Regions from separate parts of the Homo sapiens genome. Here region 2 is linked to region 1. The links are chromatin loops, found by intact Hi-C in ENCODE. Cell type or tissue: GM12878. All regions are shown on one strand. Region 1 overlaps XYLT1 (xylosyltransferase 1). Region 2 has its middle 390 kb from the start of XYLT1.

Evidence for each region. A loop is a pair of places that touch in the nucleus more often than their neighbours do. Peaks named below come from ENCODE experiments on the same cell type or tissue, not always from the same donor. Only the 100,000 strongest peaks of a DNase experiment are listed, where the experiment ranks them.
Region 2: it touches region 1 in a loop (4-fold over the local background); 4 of 110 quality-filtered maps call a loop at or near these places.

Annotation. Positions count from the first base shown.
Region 1 is chr16:17,134,664-17,137,163 of GRCh38, reverse strand. XYLT1 (xylosyltransferase 1) reads left to right here. Exons shown (of 12, transcript NM_022166.4): 9 at 2,429-2,500. The region is part of intron 1 of LOC102723692 (a long non-coding RNA gene); the gene reads right to left. Among named protein-coding and RNA genes, the nearest start is that of XYLT1, 340 kb to the left of the region's middle. RefSeq lists an enhancer at 2,351-2,410. In GM12878, a CTCF peak has its summit at 1,202 (motif pointing right); a DNase peak (open chromatin) is centred at 2,343; H3K27ac peaks cover 460 bases.
Region 2 is chr16:17,075,165-17,077,664 of GRCh38, reverse strand. No RefSeq gene overlaps it. Among named protein-coding and RNA genes, the nearest start is that of XYLT1, 390 kb to the left of the region's middle. In GM12878, a CTCF peak has its summit at 1,214; a DNase peak (open chromatin) is centred at 1,162.

The DNA.
Region 1 (2,500 bases):
AGAGTACACTGCAGGTTTTCTGTCGTTCGTATTCCCCTTAAGGTTCCCACACAGCAGCTCCAGCCACCTTAAGCTGGCAGACAGGGGGCTGCCTAAACTCACATCTTCCCTGCAGAAAGGATATGCTGAGCCGAAAGAGGGTTGCAGGGGAATGTTTGTTTGACCTATTCAATGAATTCCCATGTTTGGAGAGGACCCGTCCCTCACTGCCCTAATCGCAGAGAATCTTCATCACTTAGAGCACAAAACCTCCACGTGCTGATTCCCAGAGCCCTGCACTCCCCCAGGCACAAGCATTTGTATCCTAGCCCGGCATCCTGGGGACATTGTAGCCTCTGACAAGGAGTGCCTCATGTGTTCACAGCAAGCAGAGATTAAGAATATCCCCCAAGATCTAGAGTCAAGACACTGCTGCCTGTAAGGAACTCAGAGTTCTTGCGCGAAGAACTTGGAGAGAAAGAATAATATGGTAACGTGCCCTGTTTGTTAGAAGATCCAGCTATGGTCGGAATCGCAGGCAGAGAAAGGAGTTTGTTCTGCCCCTAGATGGGTTCCTGGTAACAAGGGGCTGGTGATAATAATCAAAGAGCAGCCTACACTATGTGCTAGACACTATGCTAGTAACCCATTTTAAGGATGCTGAGGCCCAGAGAGTTTGAGTAACTTGACCTGCACAGCTAGACGGTAGCCAAATGAGGATTTGAATTCAGGTGGTCTAACTCTCTACAGTGCTAAGCTGTGCTCCCCACCACAGAGAGGTTTCCTGAAGCAGACTGGCAATGAGATGTTTAGAATAACACCAAGGGTACTTACGATCAGGGGGCTTCCCAGTTTACTCAGTTGCCTCAGTCCTGGAGTGATACAGTAGAAAGGGCTTGGATTTTGGAGTCATGCATTTGGGCTTCAAATCTTACAATGGTGTGAGTCTGTACATATCGCTTTGCCTCTCTGAGCTCAGTTTTCTCATCTGTAAAATGGGAATCATAATACCTGCCTTGCCAAGTTACAGGGAAAATTAGAGGTAATGACATAAGTCCATTGCCCTGCGTATTGTGTGTGGTCAGTAGTTGTTGCTGCTATTAATCTACCACCATGAAAACAGTGCTGGACCCAACTTTAGGTCAATAATAACACTAGACAATAATAAGCTCCTCAAGGGAGAGACCTGTGTTTTATTTGTCTCCGCAGCCCTACACAAGGGGTCAGCAAACTCTAGCCCTGGGGGCCAAAGTCAGCCCACTGCCTGCTTCTATAAATGAAGTTTAGTTGGAACACAGCCATACCTATTTATTTAGTCTCTTGTCTGTCTGTGGCTGCTTTTATGCTATAAAAGCGAAGCTGAAGGTTTCAAAGCTATTTTAAATATTTACTGTCTGGCCTTTTACTGAATATAAAGTATAACACCTGGTAGCTTACAGGTGCTTAGTATTTCTTTAACCCTGGACCCTGACTCTTCGTCCCATCTCTGATAGTGACTTGCTGTGTGTTCTCAGCTAAGTCCCTTACCATCTCTGGGCCTGTTGCCTTGAGAGTTTGGTTGCTATCAGTGGTCCTGAAACACTGAATCATAATCACCTGGGAATTTTTTTTTTTTTTTTTTGAGCTACACTCCAGAGCTATTGACTCAGTAGGTCCTTTTTCTCTGAGACAGAGTCTTGTTCTGTCACCCAGGCTGGAGTGCAGCGGCAGTCTCGGCTCACTGCAACCTCCACCTCCTAGGTTCAAGTGATTCTCCTGTCTCAGCCTCCTGAGCAGCTGGGACTACAGGTGTGTGCCTGGCCTGGAATCTGAATTTTTCAAAGTCCCAGAGATTCCGATCCCTTGTGAGTCTGCAAGTTGGCTGAAATACCAAAGAGGCAATAGGGCATGGTGGAGACTGCAGTGAGCAGAAGAACCTAGGTGCTGTCTAAAGGAACAGCCACCACCCTTCAGCTTTAACCAGTTGTTACCATGTGGAGTGTGGGCCTGGGGTTGCCAGATCTATTGCTGTTTAAAGAGAAGCCAAAAGAATTTCCGTGAACTCTTTCATGTTTTAAATATGGCTAGCTAAAATACATCTGCAGGCTGTATTTATTTGCCCTAGATTACTAGCCTGTGACCTGTACCTAAATGATGTCTGAGATCCATCCCAGCTATTACCATCTAAAATTATTTAGTTTATTTAACAGACATCTAAATGATGCTTACTAAGAAATGATGCTTACTAAGTGCCTATCATTGCTTTAGATGTTCTGCACAGATTAACTCACACCCTTATTATAACCCATTTTACAGATGTTGAAACTGAGAACACAGAGGTGCAAAAAGTATCGGAGCTAATTCGGGTCCAGCAGAGCTTTGCTTCTAACCACAGGATATGCCCTTAGGTTCCCCCCAACCCCCAGCACTCGCTGATGTGGCTTTTCTATTTTTAATCCCATGAGTACAGCAGACAGCCCGGCCTACCTTCTTTGCCCGCAAGTTTGAAGCCGTGGTGAATCAGGAAATCATTGGGCAGCTG
Region 2 (2,500 bases), 59 kb after region 1:
CCAGACTAGTCTTGAACTCCTGACCTCATGATCCACCCGCCTCAGCCTCCTAAAGTGCTGGGATTTACAGGTGTGAGCCACCGCGCCCAGCCACAATAATTTAAAATAAACCATTTAATAAATATCAAAAGGAAAAGAAGACATTGTGCCTGAAAGTGTTGAAAATCATAAAAATATCACGAAACATTAATAAAGGACATTGTTGAAGAAAAAAAAATCACCCTAATAACCTATTTCTAGCTTTTCAATATTCCCTCCCAGTATTCTCCCGCACACATGACCACTTCTGAATAGTCACAATTTTAGTTCACATTGTCATATTAACCATTCACACCCACCCTTTGAAAAAACCCATTTTGCGGATGGGAAAACCAAGGCTCAGAGAAGTTATGCATCTTCAGAGAATTTGTGAGTAGCTGAGCCAGGTTCTTACTCTAACTTTCACTCCAAAGTGGGCTGCTCCCCAACCAAAGTCCTTTTTCACAATCACTAGCTTTTGCTGGTATACCAATGACCCTTGGACAATAATGACAAGAACCAACAGTTTTGGAGAAAGAGAAGATGGAGAAGGATATGGCAAAGAGACAGAGGAGAAGTAGAAAAAAGAGAAGAGGGAGAGGAAAGAGGTGGATGATGGGGGGTGGAGAAGGTAAAGGGGGAAGGGAAGAGAAAGAGAAGAAAGGGAGTGATGGAGAGGAAGGAGATGAGTAAGGAAAATGGAGGGGAGGAGACGGAGGGAGAGGATGAAATGGCAAGTTGGGCAGGGAAGGGAAGGACCCAAGACGTGGAATCTAGTTCTGGCACTGCTATTTTAGTGGCCATAAGCAAGTCCATTCTCTCTGTGGCTGCTTTTCCATTTGGGGGATTGAGAATCTAAGTGTCTGCCCAACCAATTGCACAGGTTACAGTAAGGCCAATCAGTGCAAAAGATAGGAGAGCATTCTGGAAAAGTTCAAAGGCCTAATACAAAAACAGAAATGGGGCATGTTGTAGCTTCCGTACGGATACCTTCTAGCTGGAGCCTTCAGCCCTTGGAGCTCGTGTGTGTGTGTGTGTATGTTTGTGTGTGTCCAACGTGTACCTTCTCTCCTGTCCCCACCCACACAGAGGTCATTTCAGAGGAAGTGACTGAAATCCACATCTCACCAAGCAACGCGTAGGCTAGCATTTCTCCCCAGTTCACTTTCATTTCTGTGCTATGAGACAGCCCTGGCCAGATGAGGGAGATGTATGAAGCATTTGTCATTGAGGTCCATTGAATTTTATTAGCAATTTTCTCCTTTGTTAGCAATTTCACATTGCATATTAGCATTTGTTTTCATATCATATTAGCATTCATCACAAAAGGCTAATCCCATTAGCACTTTTCACATTGTATTAGAGAAAACAAATAATCGCATGGTGCCAATGCGTCATTGCAACAAGAATGGCCTTTTCATCTGCTGCTTTTCTGTTTATTCCAGATCTGCCCCACCCCTCTGCAGAGCTGCCTATAAATCGGGGAAAACTCACAGATTCTGACTCTATGAACCATCTGAGCTATTCCAGAATTGGGATTTGCCTTTCCAAAAATTTCCATTCATTCGTGAATGTAGTCAATATTTATGGAGCATATACCTGTACTAGCTGTTTCACTAAATGCTAGGGACACATATCAAACAAGACTGTGAAAAATGGGCAAATAATGTTTTCTGCAACTTTCGGGAATATATAAATAAATTGCAAGAGATTGTTTAAACAAACTTTTTTAGAGCACTTTATAGTTGTTCAATTGTCAACAGCATTGACGTGCCAATTTCAACGCTTTTTTTTCTATCATGATCTGTTCATTATAGCAGGTTAAAAAAAGGTTTTTGTTTTTGTTTGTTTGTTTGTTTTTGAGATGGAGTCTCACTCTGTTGCCCAGGCTGGAGTGCAATGGCGCGATCTCGGCTCACTGCAACCTCCACCTCCCAGGTTCAAGAGATTCCTCTGCCTCAGCCTCCCAAGTAGCTGGGGCTACAGGAATGGGCCATAACACCCAACCAATTTTTGTATTTTTAGTAGAGATGGGTTTCACCACATTGGCCCGGCTGGTCTCGAACTGCTGACCTCAAGTGATCCACCCACTTTGGCCTCCCTAAGTGCTGGGATTACAAGCGTGAGCCACTGCACCTGGCTTAAAGGTTTCTTAATAGTTACTGCTCTAGGCTGGGCGCAGTGGCTCACACCTGTAATCCCAACACTTTGGGAGGCCGAGGCGGGTGGATCATGAGTCAGGAGATCGAGACTGTACTGGCTGGCTAACACGGTGAAATCCCATCTCTACTAAAAATACAAAAAATTAGCCAGGCATGGTGGCGGGGGCCTGTAGCCCCAGCTACTTGGGAGGCTGAGGCAGGAGAATGGCATGAACCCGGGAGGCAGAGCTTGCAGTGAGCTGAGATCGCACCACTGCACTCCAGCCTGGGCGACACAGCGAGACTCCGTCTCAAAAAAAAAAAAAAAAAAAAAAAAAAAG